Regions from separate parts of the Homo sapiens genome. Here region 1 is linked to region 2. The links are chromatin contacts, found by Hi-C or POLR2A ChIA-PET in ENCODE. All regions are on one chromosome and are shown on one strand. Each heading gives the region's core, a stretch centred on a gene start or an enhancer-like site at or near the end of the contact. The rest is flanking DNA. Distances are from core to core; before and after follow the strand shown. Region 1 overlaps GALM (galactose mutarotase). Region 2 overlaps LINC02613 (long intergenic non-protein coding RNA 2613).

Region 1 (6,185 bases), core at 248-2,747, 220 kb after region 2:
AACTCTCTTTGTTAAGTCATCCCCCGTCCCAGTCACTTCCACCTCTTCCTGGCTTACTGTCACTCTAACATCACTCTTGTCATAATCCTTGATTATTTTCTTATCCATGTTGGTGATACCCTGACCACTCTGCTTCTTTTTTGAGACGAGCTCTCACTCTGTCACCCAGGCTGGAGTGCAGTGGCATGATCATGGCTCCCTGCAGCCTTGACCTCCCAGGCTCAAGTGATCTTCCCACCTCAGCCTCCCTAGTAGCTGGGATCACAGGTGTGCACCATACCACACCTGGCTAATTTTTTAATTTTTTGTAGAGACGGGATCTCACCAGGTTGCCCAGGTTGGTCTTGAACTCCTGGGCTCAAGGGATCTGCCCTCCTTGGCCTCCCAAAGTGCTGGGATTACAGGCGTGAGCCACCGCGCCTGGTCCACTCAGCTTGAGATCCACTCATCCAATGATCTTGTCCTTCACCCTTCTCAGCTGCTCACTTCTTTGACTTTGTCATGACCTGTCTTTGCAACCTTCCATGATCGCTATTCTAGATGTCTTTCAGCTCCAATAATTCTTCAGCACCACAAGAACATACAGTTCTTTGGTATAACTACTACCTTTTCACTGTCCCTCCCCAACTATGCCTTCCCTTCCCCCCCCCACCCCCCCCCCCCACCTAGAACAGAAGCGCATCATGCGGGCCGGGTGAGGCGGCTCATGCCTGTAATCCCAGCACTTTGGGAGGCGGAGGCAGCTGGATCACTTGAGGTCAGGAGTTCGAGACCAGCCTGGCCAACATGGTGAAACCCTGTCTCTACTAAGAAGTCCGTCATGAGAATCACCCCTTTGCACACACTCAACTCTCTTGCCCCCTCCCTCCTTCTTGTGTGCTCCTAATAAACCCAACCCTGATTAACCCCACCCCCTACACCCTCCACAGCTGTCATCATGCAGTTTCTGGTCTCTGTATTTATGAAAACAACCTCTAGTGGGCCCTTGATGCTGTCTGCAGTCAGACATTCTCTGAAATAGGGCATGGGCTGCTCCTCTGGCCCAGAGCTGTAACCCTAGATTGTTGGGTCAGAGCCCCTCATCTGCCAGGCACTGCTGCCCAGACCTTAATACACACCCATCTGGCCTCCAGGAGAATAAGAAATCCTCTTCAGAAACTGCTTCTCCCTGCCGACACCCCTGGCTTTCTGGTGGCTTCAGAACTAAAGTTGGAGGATGTGACATTCTGTCTGAGGGTACCCCTTCCATTTCCGCTTCTTTTTCCTGAACACTCAGCATTGCTGAGAGCTATTTTGACAGCTCCTTCTATTCTTAGCACCAAAGCACAAAGTCATATATGCAGATAAACCAAGGCTAGAAAAACTGCATGTTCATTTTCTAAATTCTTAGTGAGAAAAATCAAGAGCAACTGTCGGGGTTGGGGGCGTAAGGGGCTGTGACCAAGTCGGACACTCCAGAGGGAGGTGGAAAGTGCCTGAGTGGAGATTCTGACACTATGCAGATGTGTCACCTCGGGCAAGTCCCTTCAGTTGCCGGGGGCTCAAACTCACCATCTGCAAAGTAAGGGGACGGGATGAGGGAATTCCTAAGCCCCTTTCTAGATCTTTCATTCTTCGTCACCAGATGCTACAATATACACAGTTGCCTCTGGGTTTTTTTCTGCCTCTCCTGCCTTCATTCATCAGTTTTTCAATCAACGAAAGGCTCTGCTTCATGCCCAGAGGGTACAGAGATAAATAGGGCACAATTCTTGCCCTTTAGGACCTCACTTTCCTTATAGACACATCACTTGATATATGTGAAAGTTGGTTATACAAACTGGGTCATTGTCATACCCAACTAACTCAGAGTTGAGAGGCCGGGGGAAAAGAGCAGTTAGGGTACATAGCACCTGCTCCAAGAATTGATTTTTCTGCAAAGCTGAAACAGCCTGCTATAACCCTGAGACCAGTTTCACCCTAGTAATCGCTAAAATGACCTGCTGTGACTCTAACACTAGTTTCACCTGCTGCTGTCACTCACGAGTCAGAGCCTGCCAGCTCCCAGAAGTTTCTTTAGTGCCAATGAGCGTTCTTTCAGAACAGTATGTAACATTTCTCTTTCTAATAAAACTCCCGGCCAGGTGCAGCAACTCACGCCTGTAATCGTAGCACTTTGGGAAGCTGAGGCAGGAGGATCACTTGAAGCCAGGAGTTCAAGACCACCCTGGGCAACATAGTGAGACCTCATCTCTACAAAAAAATTTAAAAATTATAGCTGGTGTGGTGATGTACTGCAGTAGTCACAGCTACTCGGGAGGCTGAGGCAGGAGAATCCCTTGAGCCCAGGAGTTTGAGGCTGCAGTAAGCTATGATCAAACCACTGCACTCCAGCCTGGGTGAGAGAGCAAGACACTGACTCAAAAAAACAAACAAAAAAAAAAGCAAAAACAAAAAATATGTATATCTAATAAAACTCCCAACCTTCTCTTTGTTTTCCAGACATGCTGAGGACCACCTAGGCTGTGTGTGCACTCTGAATTGCAATTCTGTGATTCTCTCTTTTTTTGAGACTCAGTCTCACTATGTTGCCCAGGCTGGAGTGCAGTGGCACAATCTCAGCTCACTGCAAGCTCCACCTCCTGGTTCAAGCAATTCTTCTGCCTCAGCCTCCAGAGTAGCTGGGACTACAGGCACACACCACCATGCCCAGCTAATTTTTGTATTTTTAGTAAAGACAGGGTTTCACCATGTTGGCCAGACTGGTCTTGAACTCCTGGCCTCAAGTGATCTGTCCATCTCGGCCTCCCAAAGTGCTGGGATTACAGACATGAGCCACCATGCCTGGCCAATTCTGTGATTCTCAAATAAAACATTGAGAGATTCATCTCTATATTTTATTTGACTTTGACAAATCCTGTAATTATGTCATAATATGATGAACGTTTTGAGAAAAGTCTATTCTAAGTATAATGAGAACAAAGAAAAAAAAGATTGGTCCTGGCTATAGAGGTTAGAATATTTCACAAGAAGAAATTATGTTAGAGAATATTCTTGAACGATCAATTGGACTTTGCCAGACTGTGGTGGGCATAGGGGACCCAGAAGGAACATTCATTCTAGTTATGAGAAAGGGCCCAGAGACATGGCGAATCTGGGGGACAAATTCCACATTTTCCATATACTTGATCATTAAGCACATGACCAAGTGTGTCAGTGCATGAGGATGGACAAGATAGATTGGAGCCTTCACTGTTTTTTTCTTCTCATTTACCAAAAATTTCATCATTTTAGAATTGTCCCAGTTTTCTAATTTTAAGTCAGGGCTTCTTTGTCATGCTTAAAGTCTTACCCTCTGTGCCCTCTGCTCTGTGTTCTATATGGTAGCCTGAAATTTGGCCCTGTTATATATATTTATTTATGCCAGACTCCTGAAGGTGTTCAAGCATACCATTTATCAAATATTTCCATGTAATGTGGCAGCTAATAACAGCTTCGTTTTACAGAGGGAAGAGCTGAAGCAAACACTGATTTGTAGATTGCTTGGTAACAGGAAAGAGACCTGATGTATGCCCTCTGTCTTTCCTTCACAAAAATTTTGTAGCTTTCTTTGTTTCTTCAAGCCTTCTACCTGTAGTTATACTTTAAGGGAGATAATTATAAGCAATTTTGATTGACCTGAGTCGATCACACTAGGACTGTCATAAGGGTTAGATTTTGAGTTGACTGTGGCTTTAAGGAAGAATTAAATATTGTAACACCATTTAAAGTTATAGAAGAAAGCATAAGTTACCACTCAGAATATAGGTTGGTAAGACTAAAATCTTCCTGAGCCCATGAGAATACCTGCTTTTTTTTCCAAGTCTAATTGTTTCATGAAGAATTGCTGAGCATGGTGGCTCATGCTTGTAAACCCAGTACTTTGGGAGGCTGAGGCAGGAGGATTGCTTGAGCCCAGGAGTTTGAAACCAGCCTGCGCAACAAAGTGAGACCCCCATCTCTTCAAATAATTTAAAAATTAGCCAGGGGTGCTGGTACATGCCTGGGGTCCCAGCTACTCAGGAAGCTGAGACAGGAGGATTACCTGAGCCTGGCAGGTCGAGGCTGCATTGAGCTGTGATCATGCCACTGCACTACAGCCTGGGTAACAGAACGAGACCCTCGCTCTTAAACACACACATACACACACACACACACGTATATATATAATTGGGCATACACCTGTAGTCCTAGCTACTCAGGAGGCTGAGGCAGGAGGATCACTTGAGCATAGCAGGACCCTGTCTTTAAAAAAGAAAAAGAAGAATTATTGTTGCCTTTTTCTTTTCATTTCTTTTCTTTTTTTTGTTTTGTTTTGTTTTGTTTTTTTGAGACAGAGTCTCACTCTGTCTGGAGTGCAGTGGTGAAATCTTGGCTCACCACAACCTCCATCTCCCGGGTTCAAGCGATTCTTGTGCCTCAGTCTACTGAGTAGCTGATATTACAGGTATGCGCCACCACGCCTGGCTAATTTTTGTATTTTTAGTAGAGACGGGGTTTCGCCATGTTGCCCAGGCTGGTCTCAAACTCCTGACCTCAAGTGATCCGCCCACCTCAGCCTCCCAAACCTCTGGGATTACAGGCATGAGCCACCATGCAAGTCTGGGAGGTAGTATATCATGTAAACATTGCAGGACAAAAGCATACCCAAGTGGGTCACACTGCTATCTAGGATTTGGCCTTTGGCTTTCAAGATCCAAAAAGTTCAACTATGAATTCTGCCAGAACTGATCAGGGTTTAGAGGATGTAAAGCAACCTCTTTCTATTGTGTCTCTAGCACCATCTACTGGGAAACAAAAGTGCCTTTATTTTTTTTTTTTTATTTTTTTTTTTTTTGAGACGGAGTCTCGCTCTGTCGCCCAGGCTGGAGTGCAGTGGCGGGATCTCGGCTCACTGCAAGCTCCGCCTCCCGGGTTCACGCCATTCTCCTGCCTCAGCCTCCCAAGTAGCTGGGACTACAGGCGCCCGCCACTACGCCCGGCTAATTTTTTGTATTTTTAGTAGAGACGGGTTTTCACCGTTTTAGCCGGGATGGTCTCGATCTCCTGACCTCGTGATCCGCCCGCCTCGGCCTGCCAACGTGCTGGGATTACAGGCATGAGCCACCCCGCCTGGCCAAGTCTCTCACATTTAATCCCAACACAATGCTGTATACAAACCAAGTGACTCAGAATAAGAATGCAAAAGTAAACCAGACAAATGCAAGCCGAAGTAGTCTCGGCCGGGCTCAGTGGCTCCTGCCTATAATCCCAGCACTTTGGGAGGCCGAGATGGGCAGATCACCTGAGACCAGCTTGGCCAAAACGGTGAAAGCCCATCTCTACTAAAAATACAACAATTAGCTGGGTGTGGTGGCAGGCACCTGTAATCCCAGCTACTTGGGAGGCTGAGGCAGAAGAATCGCTTGAACCTGGGAGGCCAAGGTTGTGGTGAGCCGAGATCACGCCACTGCACTCCAGCCTGGGCAACAAGAGCAAAACTCTGTCTTAAAAAAAAATTGGTTGCATGTGCAAATATTCCCTATTTAAAAATTTGGCCAGATCACACCTGTAATCCCAGCACTTTGGGAGGCCAAGGTGGGTGGGTCACTTGAGGTCAGAAGTTTGAGACCAGCCTGGCCAACATGTTGAAACCCCGTCTCTACAAAAAATACAAAAATTGGCTGGGCATGGTGGTGTGCCCCTGTAATCCCATCTGTTTGGGAGGCTGAGGCGGGAGAATCACTTGAACCCAGGAGGCAGAGATTGCAGTGAGCCAAGGTTGAGCCACTGCACTCCAGCTTGGGCGACAGAGTGAGACTCCGTCTCAAGAAAAAAAAAAAAAAAAAGAGCAAGGAATCCTTTGTGCACTTCCCAGATTCTCTCGGTTAAACAGTGGACACCCACACACCAGGATGGTATCGCCTGGACCTCAGTGTCTCACTTGAGTGCTTCGTACCTAGGCATCCTGAGGCTGTATGTGAACTCAGAACTCCAGTCTTCAGGCACTAGGAAGACTACATTTCTGAACAGCAGTTCTGAGTTTAAGAAAAGAAATGGGGCCGGGTGCAGTGGTTCACGCCTGTAATCCCAGCCCTTTGGGAGGCCAAGGCAGGTGGTTCACGAGGTCAGGAGTTCGAGACCACTCTGGCCAATATGGTGAAACCCCGTCTCTACTAAAAATACAA
Region 2 (6,880 bases), core at 1,974-4,473:
TTTCTGGTTAGGAACATTGAAATTTCCTATCTTGAGTCCAGGATGAAGTGGACATTTTTAAAGGGGGTTTTATTTCCAGAACACAGTCTGTTCTTCTCAGCAAAGCCCTTAATTGGAAACAGTTGTCACTGACCCCATTGGCATGCCCCAGGGTGGGGAGGGCATGCACCCAGCCTGCAGTGATTTTGCTCTGCCATTTCCAAGGAGGCAGCCTGAAGAACTGAGCCCCATATGCTGGGGGCCTCGCTGGGCTGACCAGTCTGCTTGGTAAAGGGCCGGGGCAGAGGGTGGTTTCAGCTGTGCACACTTGGTTTCTGCAGTGGTTCTAATTCAGGCTGTCCAGAGACGATCATCTGGATGACCCCTAGAAAGTTCCCCTCTGGAGCAGGAGAACAGGAGAGGAAGAGGGTGGCCATTGCACTTAGAGTGACTCTTCTGTGTTGGGTTAGCTGCTGGCTGGATTTCTGCACTTGGCTGCAGCCTCTTGTAGCTGATACATTCATACCCAGCCAGAATGACAGCCTTGGCTGCAGGTTTGGATTTCCTAACACCCAGATGTGAGCTGTGAGTGGCACACAGCAGTGACCAGTTCCTAATATTTGCTCAGATGACACAAAAGTCTTTGTCCTTGAAGCAGATCCCAAGCTAAACCTTGGACTCTGTCACCCCGGCTTCCACAGATGCTTGCTTCATAAGTCCTAAGGTAAGAAATAGCACAGCTCCATCCTCCAGCCTTACCACGAACGGATGCCAATGTGCAATCTCAGGAAGCTTCTGTGTTAGGAAGATGCTGCCGGAGCACTTGCAGTGAGTGACCCGGATCATGCAGGCCCTGTCAGATGACTTATGTCACTTTCCTCAAGGAGAAAATTACACTCTTTATACTTGGCTGAGGGGAGGAGGCATTGAGGTTTTCTTTGTGGAGGTAAAAAAAAAAAAAAAAAAAAAAGTTTTGCAGATTTTGCCTTTTTTAACCTCAAAAATATTTTTAAATGTAAGATGTTTTCTGAGGTAGAGTCTACGTGAGGTGTGACACTGTAATTGTGAATCCCACCATCCAGCTAAGCTAAGGCCTATGGAGCATAATTCACTCTTTCCTTCAGCAAATATTTGAACAGTGTAAAACTAAAACAGCCCATTCATTAAGCAATGTGCAAGGTTCTCCCGCTGAAATATCCTGGAGTCATAAGATTTGATCGCTGGGCTGCAGCAGTCAGTCTGATTAAGACCTTCAGAGACCATGAAGACAGGACCCATTAAGGAACCTCACCCCAAATTAAAGACAACACCAAATTGCATTTTTTTTAAGCATAAAGGAAGGAAATCAAGGATCTGATTTTTCCTAAAATGAATGTTTCAGTAACAAATAATCTCCACCTCTCCCATCTTCCACCCCCACTTATTCCCATCCCTCCACCCTCTCTCCACCACAATGCTCATCCACCAGAGGAAAGTGGGGGTGGGGCAGGGGTTGCACTTGAGTGACAGATGTGAGGTTATGGCTAGAAAGTGAGAGCTTAACCCCAGGGGAGAGAGTGACTTCCTCTCACAGCAAAGTGGTCTAAAGTAGGCCAAGGCAGCTGGTTGGGCGAGGAATGAGAATTCTCAAGAGGAGATGAAATTGATGCTGTAATCTCAGAGTGGGGAAGACGTAGCGGACTTTAACTCAGGAAGTTTCCATGAAAGAATTGAGAGCCTATGAGAGAGAAATACTGGAGTGAAATCAAAAGAGTTGACATGAAGGCCATGCAGAAAATTATCTTGATTCTTCCAGGAAACTAAGGACAAAAGCAATAATTCAGTTTCCGCAGAGAAATGTGTGTTCTTGGGGAAGAGTGGAGGAAATCACTCAAGGAGAAATATTGGCTTTTAAAGTCACTAGACTTAAAGACAGGGTTGGGGTCATGGAAGGGAACAGAAAACTAGAAAGGCTTGGAAATAACTTGGTGATATTTTTGGTTGATACAAGCTGAACTTTCTTTTTCTTTTTTTTTTTTTTGAGATCGAGTTTCATTCTGTTGCCCGGGCTGGAGTGCAGTGGCGTGACTTTGGCTCACTGCAACCTCCATCTCCCGGGTTCAATCAGTTCTCCTGTCTCAGCCTCCTAAGTAGCTGGGACTACAGGCACACACCACCATGCCTGGCTAATTTTTTTTTTTTTTTTTTTTTTTTGTATTTTTAGTAGAGACAGGGTTTCACCATATTGGTCAGGCTGGTCTCGAACTCCTGGCCTCAGGTGATCCACCCGCCTCAGCCTCCCAAAGTGCTGGGATTACAGGCGTGAGCCACCCCCGCCCCAGCCTATACAAGCTGAACTTTCTAAACTCTAAATCCCATAGTCTTTGGTGGACTGCATCCTAGATTCACCTTTCCTTAGCTGTGTACCAAGAGTTTGGATGCAGTAGGCACTGTGGGGAAGGGGCACTGTAGGAGCCACAAAGCGGAAAGGGTGTGAATCCCAGGGTACCCTTTGGAAAAGCCGTTGGGAGAGGGTGACCTACCCTACCACACAAGGGACAATGTAAAGTATCTGCAGGCTTCTGCTTGTGACTGCCCTGAGGCCCGGTTTTCACATAGCAGCTTTTCTGTCTATTTGTTTTACGTATTTCTCTCTAAATAAGTTTCTTTAGCTGTTTAAAAAAAAAAAAAAAAAAAAAAAAAGACAGTTCTCAAAGCAAGGTTCCCTGGACCAACAACATCAGCATCACTGGGGATCTCAGAACCTGACCCAGTGGTCTGCCCGGCCCAGACCTACAGAAGCAGAATCTGTAGGGGTAGGGCCAGCAATCTGTATTTTAATAAGCCCTTCTTGCGATCTCGTTTGAGAACCACTTGTTTAGCAAAACGGCAGGCCCATTGAGCTATCAGAGTCTTAAATATTTCACCCTTGTGCTATTTATGGGTCTATTTTTGGCTTTTGTATTTAAACTGCCTTTGCAGAAATGCACAAGGTTTCTGTGCCATAGAACTCAATGTTTCCGGGGTTATTATGCATATTACTGAATCCACAATTTTAACCTTGGGGGTGAGGAGGAGGTACAGCAGGGCCAGCATGTAATTTGATCAACTCAGTCTTCCTTCTTTTTCTAGGTTGAGGGGAGTGCAAAACAGTACACAGAGATGTGGGGAGGGGGGCTCCGGCTGCATTTGACTTCCCCTGAGCTGTGTGTCTGAGGCAACTGAGAAGTACCCTTAAGACCTACACCAGCTGGCTCTTGCCTTTGGAAACAAGTGCTCAGAGGCCGGCATGTGATCCGCCAGCAGCAGCTAGGTTGCTCACATGCTTTCCATCTCCTTTTCCTTTCCAAATTCAATTATCTTGCATTTCTCAACCCTGAGTCTCCTCCCTAACCCCAGGAAAAATGGGATTTTAGAGCCCTGGAGACTCAGTTATGCAGTTATCCCTTAGCCTCCTCGCTCCTCCCAGCCAAACATTCCAACTAGCACTCTCCCTAACTGGATTCCAGACCTGCCAAGACATTCCAGGACAGAGGCGATTCCTTCCTGCTGGCTGCCTGGCTCAGGTTGTCGAGCCAGATATGTGAGGCCAAGCACAGGTATCTGTTAGAGAGGCCAAGAGATGCGTGATCCCTGCAACCTCTGGTGCAGAGGAGCAGGCAACCGGGGCTTGTGCAAAGCTTGGAGACAGCGAGGAGCAGGAGAAGACTGCGTGTTATGTAAGGGAAGCATGTGGGTTGCGTGCTGCTATTCACCTGTTGCTAATTAGTACACTGCCTGTCAGGACTCAGGCGAGGAAAACATCTTCCTCCGACGCACGCTCACCTCGCTGTCAGAGTGAAGACATAATGATCCAGTCTAGAAGGGTTCTGTCCAACAGAAAAATTTATTGAACCACGTGGTATGTTAGGTGCTGAAGATACGAGATGAATAAACCAGGGTCCCTGCTCACAAGGAATTTGTGATCAAGAAGAGAGACGAAAACAAGTAAACAGTTGTGTACAATCCATGTGATAGAGAAAGCAAAACTACCTTTGGTGTACAAAAATCCTACACTGCTTTGAAAGTTGAGTCAGGCCAACTCAGAGGTCCCTTCTAGAAGTGCGTTCTAGGCAGGGAGAACAGTAAGTGCAAAAGTTGGGGAGTGGGCCTGGGGTTCTCAAATCCTGAAATGGCAAAATTAAGCTAAGGTTGCTATGCCAGGTACAGAGTCAGGAAGGCTGCTTCCTCTGGACGGGGCCAGCAACAAGACTCAAAATGTGAGTAGGAGAACCCAAGGAAAAAGTAGGTAGGAACAGGTCAAGACATGGACAGAGAAGGGTGGGGAGAAGTGGCGTGCAGGGAGATTGCTGGGATCATGAGCTAGCACTGAGGCTTGTCTTTGTGAGCCTCTGCAGAGGACGCTTGGGAGCAGGAGCCTAGCATAGAAGGCAGGGTCAGGTGCTGGGCACAGTGGCTCATGACTGTAATCCCAGCACTTTGGGAGGCTGAGGTGGGTGGATCACAAGGTCAGGAGTTCGAGACCAGCCTGGCCAATATGGTGAAACCCCGTCTCTACTGAAACTACAGAAATTAGCCAGGAGTGGTGGCATGCACCTGTAATCCCAGCTACTTGGGAGGCTGAGGCAGGAGAATCACTTGAACCTGGGAGGCAGAGGAGGTTGCAGTGAGCCGAGATCATGCCACTGCACTCCAGCCTGGGCAACAGAGCAAGACTCCGTCTCAAAAAAAAAAAAAAAAAAAAAAGAAAGAAAGAAAGAAAGCAGGGTCACAAGAGAGGCAACTGGAGTCCAGAAACAGTTTAAATCCCCCCCTCAATGGCGTTCTGTATTCGGGAAGGCACTAGCAGGAATGAGAGGGATAGTCCAGGAGTGGAGAACCGAAATCTGCCCATTTGTACACAAGATAAAGTTTTGAAAAAACACCAGGGAGCAAAGAATATACAAGGGTTGAAAAGTTTACAAAGCAAAAAACAATCCCGCAGAGGCATGTTTTGCTCTATTTCCCGACCTACAAAGAGATCTTCCCTCAAATGTCAGGCTCTGGCCCCAGCTCTCTTTTCCTCTCAATGTCACTCTCATGGCCCCACCACCTGGGCTGTGACTTCAATGACCATGAACACCCTCAGCCTCCAGACCAGCCCCTGTCCCAACAGACAAGTGCTTACTGGACACCTTCACCTTGAACTCCCATGGACACTGCAACCCCAACATGTCCAAAAGTGAATATGCCATCACCAGCCCTCCCCGCCATCCCCTCGCCATTGGGCCCTAGCTCAGGGAATGGTACCTCAATTCACCTTAATGCCTGACCCAGAAATCCAAGGAGGCCTTTCTCTCATCTCCTCCTTCTAATCAAATTATTTCCTAAACCACTCTGGAGCCTATTCACCTCGTATAGTTTGCTATTGCTGCTGTAACAAACTGCCACAAACTTAGTGCATTAAAACAACACAAGTTTATTATCTTATAGTTCTGAAGGTCAAAACTCCTACAATCAAGATGTCAGCAGGGCTGTGGTCCTTCTGGAGGCTTTAGAAAAGGATCTGCTTCCTTGCCTTCCCTAGCTTCCAGAGGCCACCTGCATTCCTTGGCTTGTGGCCCCTTCCTCCAGCTTCAAAGAAAACAGCAGAGCATTGTTGGGGCCCAGAAAATAATATCCCAAAATGAAGGTCTCAGAAGCAGCCTCAGAAGCAAAAGTCACAAGATTTGTAACCTCTTCAATTGCTCCTATAGATAACATAACTATTGTAAAACCTAAAATTGGTGTTTGAGGGTATCTTTCAGACCTTTCATTTTGATGAACCAGCTGGTGCCATCCAGACCAGTTAACCCATTACCAAGAAACTGTCTCAATTGGTCTTGTGACCCCCTACCCAGGAACTGACTCAGCACAAGAAGACAGCTTCAACCCTCTGTGATTTCCTTCCCAACCCAACCAATCAGCATACCCATTCCGTAGCTCTGCCTCTACCAAACTACCCTTAAAAAACCCTAGCCTCTGAGTTCTCAGGGAGGTGGACTTGAGAATTATCTTCCGTCCTTCTGCTTGACTGGCCCTGTGATTAGTGAACTCTTTCTTTGCTGCAACACCTGCTGTTCTCAGTGAACTGGCTTTTCTGGGCAGCAGGCAAGAAGAACCCATGAGGAAATTACATTAGCATTAGATCATAATCTTTTTGTCCAATCATATTTCTACATGGCTGTCCATACTTTTCTGAACCTAAGCATAAACATGGACAATTTCCCCTGTATCTTTGGGTCTTCATTCTGAAGGCTCTTGTGTTATACATAGAGCCTTAAATAAATAAGCCTTAAATATGTTTATATGCCTTTTCTCCAAGTAATCTGCCATTTGTGAGTTGATTTTTCAGCAAACCTTCAGAGAGTGAAGGGGAATTTTCCCGTGGCCCCTACAGTTTCAACAAAGTTCTCTCTTCTTCCATCTTTTAAGGATTCTTGTGATTACCTTGGGCCCACCCAGATAATCAAGGATAACCTCCCCATCTCAAGATCCTTAACTTAATCCAAGTCTTATAAAGTAACATTTTCACATGTTCTGGGGATTAGGAAATGAACGCCTTTAGGGGGGCCATTATTCTACCTACCACACACCACTTCCTACCCCAATACCACTGCCACCATCTCCTTCATTTGGAGTCACCAACACACTCCTAAATGCATAGAAGAATCACAAAGTATTTAATGAGGGGGAAAACAAAAGAGAGAGAAGGAGAAAATAAAGAGAAGGGGAGAGAGAAGAAGAAAGCCTCTTCCCATAGACTCCCTGAAGCAAAGGATGCCTTTCATTCCCAATCTCTTACCTAGTTTCCTTGACTCCAGTATTTCCCCCTCCAAATCATTCTTGGCCTTGCTCTTTCCTTTTGCCCTTGCTATTTGCTCTGTCTATAATTTCAATCTCT

What was found. Hi-C counts contacts between places; a loop is a spot of excess contacts on that map. ChIA-PET counts read pairs that join two places held with the same protein, here RNA polymerase II (POLR2A). Pooled maps may share reads with other maps.
Region 1: a loop to region 2 is called in a pooled map, with 2.0 times the contacts of the local background. The contact joins two enhancer-like sites. A Hi-C loop is called at or near these places in 3 of 50 pooled maps. POLR2A ChIA-PET finds 5 or more read pairs at or near these places in 4 of 52 experiments (A549, GM12878, WTC11 and 1 more).

Annotation. Positions count from the first base shown.
Region 1 is chr2:38,721,390-38,727,574 of GRCh38, forward strand. The region is part of intron 4 of GALM (galactose mutarotase); the gene reads left to right. The region is part of intron 1 of LOC124905993 (a long non-coding RNA gene); the gene reads right to left. Among named protein-coding and RNA genes, the nearest start is that of SRSF7, 27 kb to the right of the region's middle. RefSeq lists a silencer at 835-894 and an enhancer at 1,685-1,734. Within about 2 kb of position 1,498, at least 9 of the 41 ENCODE cell types and tissues checked have a DNase peak (open chromatin) inside an H3K27ac peak, as active enhancers do.
Region 2 is chr2:38,496,766-38,503,645 of GRCh38, forward strand. All of the region lies in intron 1 of LINC02613 (long intergenic non-protein coding RNA 2613), which reads right to left. Among named protein-coding and RNA genes, the nearest start is that of LINC02613, 16 kb to the right of the region's middle. Within about 2 kb of position 3,224, at least 10 of the 41 ENCODE cell types and tissues checked have a DNase peak (open chromatin) inside an H3K27ac peak, as active enhancers do.